2 separate regions of the Mus musculus genome follow, and region 2 is linked to region 1. Evidence: chromatin contacts called from ENCODE POLR2A ChIA-PET data. All regions are on one chromosome and are shown on one strand. Each heading gives the region's core, a stretch centred on a gene start or an enhancer-like site at or near the end of the contact. The rest is flanking DNA. Distances are from core to core; before and after follow the strand shown. Region 1 has its middle 27 kb from the start of Gm40044. Region 2 holds the start of Elf2 (E74-like factor 2).

Evidence for each region. ChIA-PET counts read pairs that join two places held with the same protein, here RNA polymerase II (POLR2A).
Region 2: POLR2A ChIA-PET joins it to region 1 with 13 read pairs in Patski. The contact joins the promoter of Elf2 here to the enhancer-like site in region 1. POLR2A ChIA-PET finds 5 or more read pairs at or near these places in 2 of 5 experiments (Patski and embryonic stem cell).

What each region holds. Positions count from the first base shown.
Region 1 is chr3:51,190,817-51,196,729 of GRCm38, forward strand. No RefSeq gene overlaps it. Among named protein-coding and RNA genes, the nearest start is that of Gm40044, 27 kb to the right of the region's middle. Within about 2 kb of position 3,440, at least 1 of the 3 ENCODE cell types and tissues checked has a DNase peak (open chromatin) inside an H3K27ac peak, as active enhancers do.
Region 2 is chr3:51,337,318-51,343,230 of GRCm38, forward strand. It overlaps Elf2 (E74-like factor 2), which reads right to left and starts at 3,327. Exons shown (of 10, transcript NM_023502.2): 1 at 3,097-3,327.

The DNA of each region.
Region 1 (5,913 bases), core at 2,190-4,689:
TCTCTCCTTTGCATGACACACACTAGGCAGGTTGGCTCCAGCCTGTAATCTCAGCACTCAAGGAAATAGACAGGGAAGGATTAGAAGTTCAGGGTCACACTAAGTACCTTGTAAACTCAAGGCCAATGTAGGTCACATGAGATTCTGTCTCAAAAAAAAAAAGTCATTAATTTTAGCAGCTACTCAGAGTTTTAAATGTGGAAAATGAACATCACAGAGCTGATAAAATAGTGTGGGCTGGAGAGATGGCTCAGCGGTTAAGAGCACTTGTTGTCTTTGCAGAGGACCTGTATTTGGGTCCCAACACCCACATGATGGCTCACAAACATCGGTACCTCAGTTCCAGGATATCTTCTGACCTCCACAGGCACCAGGCATGCACTCAGTGCACAGGCCAACACGCAGGCAAAACAAATGTCCTGGAAGGATTGATCAGGGAAATTAGTTCAAATGGTCCACTGCCTGGAGCAAAGCCTTCTGGGCAGCACCCAGACATTCACTAAAACTCGTCCACCGCTACCCCATCGCCAGCCACTCATACCCTCAAGCAGATCAGGAAACCTGTGACAGCTGCCCCAGCAGAACCAATGGCCTTCTCCTGGACAAGACAGCTCTTCATCTTGAGGAACCCCAGGTCTGCACCAGGAGCCAAAGGGAAAGGACACGAGCAAAGCCAAGCTGTGAAGATAGCGAGACTGTTCCAGGGAATCAAGTGAGACATTTGGTCTTTCTTGGCAACCTGAGGCCCACAGTCATGAGAGGACATGGAAAGTATTGCTAACGGTCTATCTTCCCTTATAGTCGAGGCACACCAGAAAAGAAAGGGTTGCTCTGGGCCCCAAGGAAGCCAATGTGCAGGACCTGCTATTCTTTATGTTTCCTTGTAAATGACAAGTTCACAGTCTTTTCCCAGGAACCCTGGAGATAGCTGTAGTCCCCCCTGGCAAACTTCTGAGCAAAAGAGAAGTTTCTAAATATCTATAACACAGTTCAAAATCAATCAGCAGTGTCGGTATGCCCCAGGTTCTCAGAAACAGAAAAGTCTGTAGGTAAATACTTTTTCAAAAAGATTTTTCGAATACTCTGATAATTTTTCTACAAGCACCAAAAGCCTGTGTGTGCAGTGGAAATCCTCTGGAGATGTGGAGAGAGGACCCTGGGTTCTACCCCCAACAAGAGGCATGCCTGCTGACGCCTATCCACTTCTGCTCACTACAAGCTGGGAAATTGTCATGCTAAATTTGCCTGCCCCGGGACCAATTTAGTGGCCATGTCTGCATGCTTTAAGTTGAGGTTTTATAAAAAATGGCAAATTGTGCCATGATGACAGACCTATACACAGTGATATTATCATCTTGAAGGTTACACCGAAGCATCTAGACTTTACCCTGTTTCTCCCTCTCCTACTCTTCACTCTCCTTCTTCCTTTGAGACCAGATCTCACGTAGCACAAGCTGCCTTCAAACTCACTACAAAGCCAAGAATGACCTTAAACTCCTCAACCTTTTGCCTCTACCTCCTGAGTACCGGTATGACAGGCGCAAGTGCTGGCCTAGAACTTACTATAGAGACCAGGATGGCCTCTGCCTCCTGAGTGGTGAGATTAAAGGTTTATACCTGGCTAAGAAAAAAAAATTTAAACATAATTCTGCTTAATTTTCTTTAGAGCAGTGGCGCTCACCCTGTGGGTTGCAACACCTTTTGGGGACCGAGTGACCCTTTCACGGGGGTCACCTAAGGCCATCTGCATATCAGATATTTGTATTATAATTCATAGCAAAACTACAGTTATGAAATAGCAAGGAAAAGTAATATTTTAAAGATTTATTTCTTTTATGCATATGAGTGAGTACACTGTGGCTGTCTTCAGACACACCAGAAGAGGGCATCGGATCCCATTACAGATGGTTGTGAGCCACCATGTGGTTGCTGGGAATTGAACTCAGGACCTCTGGAAGAGCAGTCAGGGCTCTTAACCGCTGAGCCAACTCTCTAGCCCTGGAAAAGTAATTTTATGATTGGGGGTCACCACACCGTGAGGAACCGTACTAAAGGGTTCCTTAGTACAGTTGCTCTGGCATTAGGAAAGTTGAGAACCACTGATTTGTAGGATCCTGAATTCAGGGAAAACCTGAGCTACACAGTGAGTTCCACCGCAAACTGGACGACACAGGAAGACCCTATTTTAAAATGGAAGACAGTCCTGCCTGGTTATAGGAGCAGGGTGAAGACAGAAGCAAAAGTGTCAGGACAAGTCCAGCTCAGCTATAGAGGGAGTCCCCAGCCTGGGCTTCATAGAGAGACAAGAGAAAAAGAGACAGACGGGCAGACAGACAGACAGACAGACAGACAGACAGACAGACAGACAGACAGAGAAGGGGAGGGATAGAAAGGGGAAGGAAAATAGAGGGAAGGAAAGGAGAAGAGAGGAGAAGAGAGGAGAGGAGGGGAGAGGAGGGGAGGGGAGGGGAGGGGAGGGGAGGGGAGAGGAGGGGAGGGGAGGGGAGGGGAGGGGAGGGGAGGGGAGGGGAAAGGAGAGGAAAGCAGGGCCCACAAACCCACCCACAGAACAACCAAAAGAAGGTACTTTTTAGCTGAGGCTCCTTCTTCCCAGGCAACCCTAGCTTGTATGGAGCTGGCAAAAACTAATCTCGCCCTAGTGTCCCTAGGAAATAGTAATTTAGAGCTGAGAAGTCACCAAGACTCTTTGGCCCGCCTAAAAGTCCACTCACGGCTTGCTGTTAGGGTCTCGCAAAGGAGGGGGAAAGGCTGGGCATGTTGTCTCAGGCCTTTAATCCCAGCACTTGGGAGGCAGAGGCAAGCGGATTTCTGAGTTCGAGGCCAGCCTGATCTACAGAGTGAGTTCCAGGACAGCCAGGGCTATACAGAGAAACCCTGTCTCAAAAAGAAAGAAAGAAAGAAAGAAAGAAAGAAAGAAAGAAAGAAAGAAAGAAAGAAAGAAAGAAAGAAAGAAAGAAAGAAAGAAAGAAAGAGAACAAAAAACAAACAAACAATAAATAAATAAAAAGAGACAGATAGAGAAAGCCTCACGTTTGAATGTCATATGAAACCCATTATTTCATGTATTAGAGTTTTTAAAATTAATAAAAAGATTCTTTACTTTTTTAATAATAAAACAGTGCTTCTCAAATATTTTAGAAAAGATAAATAATATCTCAATGTTACAGCACCAGTGTTGAACTCTGACACATAAACTTACCAAACTCTACTCTTGTACACACAGAAGTGGCGACAGCTGGGAAGAAACCCCTGCACAGAGGTCTTTACCTTCCAGCAGTCTCCACTGCTGGTTTCCCTGGCCAGGATGGGCCTCCTCTCAAGACTGGAGGGACATTTCACCTCATTTCACACTTGGAGACACAGAGAAAGATCCTTGTTCCAAGTTAGATCCATAAAAGCTGGGTCCCAGGGGGGAGCGTGCGGCAAGAGCAGGCTTGAAGACTTGAGGCCAGAGGCTCCTGGCTCGGTCCTCCGGATGAGATCATTGTAATCATTGTACTTCAGCTTTCCGGGGGTTGAGTCAACAACTCCCCCACACAGGTGAGGGGTAACAGGAAGCATTAGTATCCAGTCTGCTTCACTGATCGCTAGGACAGAAACTGAAAACCAGGCAGGGTGTCTCACATCTGTAACTCCAGTACCCAGGATGCTGAGGGAAGGGAATCCCTATACATTTAGGAGTAGCCTGAGCTACATAGGAAGACCCTGTATCAAAAGGAGAGAGAGAGAGAGAGAGAGAGAGAGAGAGAGAGAGAGAGAGAGAGAGAGAGAGAGAGAGAATCCAGTTGCATGCGGCTAGAGATGGCTCAGTGGTTAAGAGCACTTGCCTCTCTTGCAGAAGACACCCAGGTTTGATTCCCAGCACCCACCTTTTAGCAGCTAACAACTGTCTGTAACTCCAGCTTGAGGGGATCTGAGACCCTCTCCTGGCCTCCTCAGGCACTAGGCACACACGTGGTACACAAACGTGCACGTAGGCCAAACATTCGCACATATAAAATAAAAGTTCCCTGTAATTTAAAAAGTAATTCTTTTTCCATATAAAATAAATTCTGGGGATGGGGGTGGCTGGTGAGCTAGCTCAGCAGTACAGATCTTTCAGAGGACTCAGGGTCAGTTCCCCACACCTGTGTCAGGTGGTCCACAGCTGTCTAAAACACGAATGCACAGTCAGTCCACTTAGCATCTGGCTACAAGGGATCCAACACCTTCTAGACTCTCCAGGCACCTGCCCTTGTGTACACACACACACACACACACACACACACACATTAAAAATAAAGAAATAAATTCAGGAATTAGCACACCCAATCAGGATAGTGTTTCCACAAAGTCATCGGGACCCAGAACTCTTTGAGCTCAGTCTTTCTACTCTTCATCCTCGAGGCCCACGGCAGGTGATGAGCCTAGCTATTGCCTTTGTATTCACCTCAGAAGACATTGGAGAAAGGGACACTTCCAGAGAGCTGCCTATGCGTCTATTTATGTCTCACTGGCCAAAACTTACTCACATGTCTACCCCTCAAAGAAAGTAAGAATGTCTTCTATTATTTGGGTGACTCATCTAGCCAATGAGCAGGAAGAGAGTGAAATGTGGGGTGCGCCAGACTCTCCCAGCCATAGAGCATCACGCCAAAATGTGGAAACAGCAAAGCAAACCCCTGGGAAGCCAGCCGCCCAGCCTGTGTGAGTCACACAACTCGGTGACTCACTCCCGCCCCCAGAGCTTGTCAGTGCAGCTGAGTTTCTCAGCATCGTGAAACTTAAGAGATTGCTAAAATAGTCACCGCTCTGGATGGTGTGCTCCTGGATGCAAAGCATCTACTTAGCATTTAGCATGTTTCCTAAGTGTCCAAATTACATGTTTCACACAAAAATTACCGTCTCTGTCAAGCACTAAAGGTAAATGCTCTTTAACATCAACAGTTACTTCAGAGAGATTATTTCCGGCTCGGAGAAGAGCAGAACACTCCTCTGTATTGGGTTAGGCCTAAAGTTGCTTGTAGTCTAATGTTAATTGGGTCCCCCAAAACTGTTAGCACGAGAAAGTCCGCACTGAGGGACCCTCCCCCAGTTGATTCTGATTGGTTAAGATAGATGCCAGCAGCCAATAGCTGGGGAGAAGAGACATAGGCAGCAGTTTAGGTTTCCCAGGCTTGGGACCACGAGGAACTGGAGGAGGGGGACAAGAGCTGCCATCTCTCGGAAGAATGTTCAGGAGAGAGAGATAATATCCGCCATGAAGTAGAGAAGCAAGCAGAGGCCTGAGCTCTGGGCCAAGAGACCGTGGGCTGACCAATTGGAGTTAAGAGCAGCCAAGATGGAACACAGAAATTTGTAAGTAGCAACCCGAAGGAGGTAGATTCTAACAGCATAGAGGGTAGGCAGTTGCCCAGCTCTTGTGCTGCATAAGGCATATTTTAAAAATATAAGGCGGAGAGATGGCTCAGCGGTTAAGAGCACTGATTGCTCTTCTGAAGGTCCCGAGTTCAAATCGCAGCAACCACATGGTGGCTCACAGCCATCTGTAATGGGATCTGACGCCCTCTTCTGGTGTGTCTGAAGACAGCTAGAATGTACTTACATATAATAATAAATAAATCTTTGGGCCGGAGCGAGCGGAGCCAGAGCGAGCAAAGGTCCTGAGTTCGATTCCCATCAACCACGTGATGGCCCACAACCATCTGTACAGCTAAAGTGTACTCATATACATAAAGTAAATAAGTAAATCTTAATACACACACATATAGCTGTGTGTATCTTTCATTCGGGGACATAAATGGTCAAAGGCAGGAAGGAACCCCAAGCTGGGATTTATTAAGATTCCCACTACACTCTTCTTCACGGTCTTTCATTCTTTCCTGTGGATAAGATTCCTTCTCTGTGTACACA
Region 2 (5,913 bases), core at 2,077-4,576, 150 kb after region 1:
TCCATGTGCTTACACCCACGAAGAGAAAACCACACATCCACATAAGGACTTGTAATCAAACCTTCAAGGTGTATCATTTTGAACTGCCTGAAACTGGAAACAATTCAAATATCTATCATAACTGGTCGGTTGGCATAGCCATAAAATATTACTTATCAGAAATAAAGTCCTGATACATGCTACAATGTAGGAAAGAATCTTTAAAGTATGCTAAATGAAAGATGTCAAACCTTAAAAATGTGCATTATGATTCCATGATGCACAATAACCAGAGGAAGCAAACACAGGGAAATGAAACAAAATGGCTATTGCCTAGGGCTGGGCCTTCAGGGAGGGACAGTTAATTAGCCCCAAACAGGCTACGGCAAATTTTAGGAGTGGACAGAAAAAAGTATTATAAAGCAAGCCTGGGATAGTCTCAACCCCATTCATTTTTATAGATACTGGATTAGAGTCCCGAGAACAAAACCCTAAGTTTCCTAGGTCTTGTAACACAGCAAGGCTTGTGACTGTAAATAGTGCCCAGTCACATTCTGCTTTAAAAGGAAAATACAGATGAGATAAAAAGAAGAAAGAAAAAAAAATACTGGATTAGCCAGGCAGTGGTAGTGCATACTTCAATCCCAGCACACAGGAGGCAGAGGCAGGCAGATCTCTGTGAGTTCAAGGCCAGCCTGGTCTACAGAGTAAGTTCCAGGACAGCAAGGGGTACACAGAGAAACCTTGTCTCAAAAAAAAACAAAAAAACAAAAAAACAAAAAAAACCCAAAAGACTGGATTATATTCTCAAAATGGAGGAACTATTTTTGATATCATGCCAAAAGGCTGATTTCTTTAAAAATATCACTCCAAGGAGAAATGAAAGCACATCCACACAAAAACTTGCATACAAAAATTACAATAGCCAGGGGTGGAAGCTCAGATCCCTACCAACCGATGAATGGATAAAAATAAGGAAGCCTATCCATAGAGGAGCATTACTCAGCAAAATAATAATAACAGTAATGTGCTGATACATGCCACAACATGCACAAACTTCAAAAACTTTATGCTATGCAAAAGAGGCCATCACAAAAGCCTCCATATTGCACACTTGTACTTACATGAAATACCCAGAACAGGAAAATCCATAAGGGATACAAAGGTCCAGAAAGATGAGAGACAAGTGAGTAATGGCTAACTGGTATGTTCGCTGGGTGGTTAGTGTCTCCGCTGGCAGTACCGAGGACTGAACTCAGAGCCTCCCCCATGCAAAGCAAGCACTGTGCCACTGGGCTACACTGCAGACCCATATGATCTTTTTTTAGGGGTAAAAACATGCTTTAAAATTGAGTTCAGTAATTGTGCAGCTCTGTGACTAAACCTTAAAAACTGAGCTTGTACACTTATAACTGAATGGCATGTGGTTAGTATCTCAATAATGCTGCAACCTCTCCCCATGCCGATCCATTCACCACCACCACCACCACGCCCCCCAAAAAAAGATACACACAACCTGTGAACAGGTAAAATCATCAACCCTGATTTGGTAAACTTACCATTGAAGAAATTTGGGATAAAAAAAAAAAAAAAAAACCCAAAGTTTTCAACTCTGTCGAAACATTTTGCAACTGTTTATGTCTGCGAAGTACAGTGAATAATCCAAGTAAACAAGTATAAAGAGGATAACACTGCCAGGGCGATGGTGCCACACACCTTGAAACCCAGGCACTCCGGAGCCGGGGGGGGGGGGGGGGGGGGGGGGGGGGGGGAAGCTGCATGCTGATCTCTGAGTTCGAGGCCAGCCTGGGTCTACAGTGCAAGTTCCAGAACAACAAAGGCTACACAGAGATTCTACCCTGTCTCGACAGACAAAAAGCAAGCAAACAACCAGCAACAGCAAAGGATAACGTTAAATATTGAGATTTTAAATGTTGAAGACACATCAGACTTCAACTTCTTGTATTTACTGGATGTATCAACTACAGCCACATGCCTTCTATAAATCTTATTCCTAAATCCCTTTAAACATAATTCAACAGTTCCCAGTCTCATACGAAGTCATTCAACACTCTAAAGAAACTGTAACCCACAAATATACAATCTTATCTCAGTAGGGCCCGGATGGACATTGTCCACTAGAGAAAGTGAGCAGTTTGCCTCTCAACTGAGACTTGGAGAAAAAAACAAAAACAAAAGTCTTGAGCTCAGAGGCGCAGTTTTTATTATACTTTCTCACTGTCGGATTAAAGCATAAACCACAGAGTAATGTCATGAACACGAGAAAGATGTTCCAGGGTTACAATGACGCGTCCCCCATCTTATTGATAGAGTACTAAGAACTTAAAGAAAGGGTATACAGCTGAGAACGTGGTTCCCATAAGGACAGTCCACCAAGTTGGTCCGTGGGTTATTTTTCCGTCCTTTGCTGACAGAGTAAAAATGTCCCACTAAAGTCTTGAGTGGGTCCGGCCGCCGCGCGCAGCGCCGCTGAGGCAGAATCGGTACCGAGGCGCGCGGGGCGCCCACGACACTCTCCGCGAGATGCCCTAAGGGCCAGCACCGCCGGCGGAGGACCCCGGAGGAGACTCTGGACCTAGGCGCTTCCAAGAGCCCCAGGGTTTTTTTGTTGTTTTGTTGCAAACACAGATAGTGATCGCAGCCTGGCTCCCCGGGGAACCAGGAGAAGGCGGCGACGGAGGGCCGGCGGAGAGTGAGAATAAAAGAACGGCGGAGTACAACCTGTCGTGCCCGCCCCGGCGGCGGGGAGCAGGCCCGACGGCGACGGAAACTGCCGCCCGGGACGCGCTGCCCCGGCAGCCCGGCCGCCGCGCGATGACTGGCGCCGCGAGGTAAACAGCGCGCGCCGCGGTCCCTCGGCGCCACGACCGTTGCCCCGGGCCGCTCCGGTGCGGGCTCCCGCCCTGCCCCCAGCTCCGCCGGTGTCACCGCCCCAGCCTCCGGAAAGCCCCTCCGCCGCCGCCCGAGCAAACAACACAGGCGCGGGGCGGGGGCGCCCGGGAGGAGGCGACACTCGGGACGGCCGGGCTGGCTCGCCGCGCCCTCCCTCTCCCTCCCGCTCGCTCCCGCCGGCCTCCGCCGTCCCCGCGCTCTTACCTGCTCTCCCTCCACGTCGCCGAGTCCCTTGCCCTTCCCTCAGGGCCGCAGACCGGCCGAGACGCCGCAGCCGCCCGCCGTTGGCCCGGCGTCCTGCGGGAAGCCGAGGGGGCCTCCCCTGGCCACCGCGCGAGCCGCTCCGCACCACAGGACGAGACAAAACCGCGCTGCGCCCCCCGCGCGCGCCACCCTACAGATCCCCCCCAACCGCCGAGGCGACGGCGGCGACACAGCCGGGCGCGGGGAAGCTGCGGCCGGCCCCCGCCCTCCGCACCCGCCTCGGCTCCTCCCCCTCGGCCTCCTGCCGCCGCCACCAGGACACTGGAGTCCGCCTCCCCCACCCGGCCGCTCCGCGCGCTCCTCCCTCCCCGCGCGCCGCCGGGGGAGGCGACACCGCCAGTCACCGCAGCGCCTGTCAAACCGGGCCGGCTATTTATACTCCCCACCGCCCTCGGGCCCCCCGCAGCCCGCCTCCTGCGCTCTCGAATCCCGCCCTCTTCTCAGCGCCCAACTTCGCCCGAACCCGCCTGCTCAGGTGGAGACGCTCGCCACTCGTCCCGCTCCGCGTCCCCGGGGCTTCCCCACTCCCCCACGTCGCGCGCTGCACTGCGCTGCGGACGCGGGACCAGCGCGTGGGGACGGCGGGGCCGCGCGTGCACCTGCAGCCCGGCCGGGACGACACGCGCACCTCTTGGGCCACTCTCAGGTCTTTGCTGTCACCCCTCATCACCCCCCTTCCAACTCCGGACTCCCCTCCCAAGACCTCCAGGGACCGCTCTGCACTCGTAGATTAAGCATTAGGGAAGTGAGCGATTGCAAAATAAAACTCTTGTCAGCCCGGGTGTTCAGAGTCCCCGCGCGTCTCCCGGGCTCCGCGGATGGTGGCGGCGCTGGCGGGCAGGAGCGCGCGGCCCGCCCCACCCGGCCACTGACGCACGTGGCGCCCCGCCCCGCCCGTTTCGCGGCCCGGGGCGCCGCCCGCTCCGCCTCCCAGCTCGTCCACCCCGGACCCCGCCCCGTTCCCAGAAATTACCACCGCCCAACGGCCCGGCTGCGCGGCGGTTGGTGCCCGCGGTGGCCGGCGGGCGGGCGGCCCAGCGCGCAGCTGCGGAGCGCGGCGGGCGGCCCCCGTTCGGGGGGGTCCCGGGGAGCCGCGACCGCCCGCCCCAGTCTTTGTCGCTTCTAGTCCCGTCCGCCTCCGAGAAGTAACTCAAGTCCCGAGATCTTCAGAGCCAGGGTGAAGGAGCGCGTGTGTGTGGAGGAAGAGTATCTTGTTCCAAGTGTCCACGAATTGGGGAAAAAAAAGGGGCGAAGCCAGCGGGAGCTGCAGGCTTCTGGTTTGCACACTTTCACACAAAGGGGAGCCTCTGAGCAGGGCACTCTCACGCGCCTTCCAGGGCACAAAAGCCAATGACACGGTGCCCGGGATGTCCTGCGTTTGCAGCGGCTCGCTAATGGTCTTTCTTAGGCGCAGTTATGCATGCTAGGTCTCTTCCCCCAAGCACCACCACCATTCCCCGCCGCCGCGGAATGTATTTGTTTCTTTAACAAAGAGCATCGGTTGTCCCGGTGCGCGCGGGGGCCGATCCTGCTGGGCTCTGACTCCTGCAGGCTCCCTGGGGGAGCCCCAGCACTTGGAACAGCATACACCGGGTTAATTTCTGGACTCCAGCCTGACTGTTGATGTTCTACAACCAGTTTTTACAAGAACGAAATACTGAGCGGTGTGATGGCTGTGGAGATGAACGTGGGAACCGTGGAAATGACCCTAGAATGGGGCTCAAATGTGAAAGGCATGCCAGAGGTTGCTCTGTTGTTTTAAGTCCCTGCCGAACATTAGAATTTAGCCTCAGTTTTAAAAGCTGTTACTGCCTAGTTGGGTGCTTCTTTCTTAAAAAGCAACCAAAAAAAAAAAAAAAAGCCGTTTTCACTCTGAAATGTATTAGAAATTTGCATTAGCCCAATGGCTAATAAACGATCCTCTTAACTTCGGGTTGGCATCACTCTGAACTACAAAAATGAAGTCTTGATAACTTTAAGACCTTAATACGTACATAACAGAGTACTGCACGCACAGCATCCGTTATAGAGGATGGTGTTTATATCCTGTTTATTATAAATGATTACTTACAGAGCCACTGCCCGCTTTGACACTTTCTGAGTAAGAATACTGAGTCTCTCTTGCGTGGCAGGAGTTGCTTTCTTTAGTTAGAGACAAATGTTACAATAGGGAACTTCCTATTCCTATTAGCTACTTTGAGAAGAAATGTTTTGCCACATTTCCCATCCAGGGTAAGATGGAAAGTCCCAGGCGAAGAACTTACTGTTCTCTCGGCTTTTTCACTGTTCTAAGCATGCTTGCACTTTGAAATGTAGGTCTGAGTTAGAGAGACAGCTCAGCAGCTGAACAGTACCTACTGATGTACTGATGCAGAGGACTTGGGTTTGGTTCCCAGCACCCAAATTAGGGCTCACAACCATCATCGGAAACTCCAGTTCCAGGGCATCCAGTGTCCTTTTATTCTGGCCTCTGTGGGTACACCGCATGCCTAGAAACACATGTAGGCAAAATGCTCATACACATAAAATAATAAAACGGATTTAAAAATAAAAGAAAAAGAAAATGTAGAACTGAGAGGTTGGAGAGATGGCTCAGGAGATCAGTGGCTGCTCTTCCAGAGGTCCTGAGTTCAATTCTCAGCAACCACAGCCATTTCTAATGCAATTCAAAGCCCTCTTCTAATGTGTAGACAATGACAGTGTACTCACATACATAAAATAAATCTTAAAAGAAAAATTTAATGTAGATCTGTCATA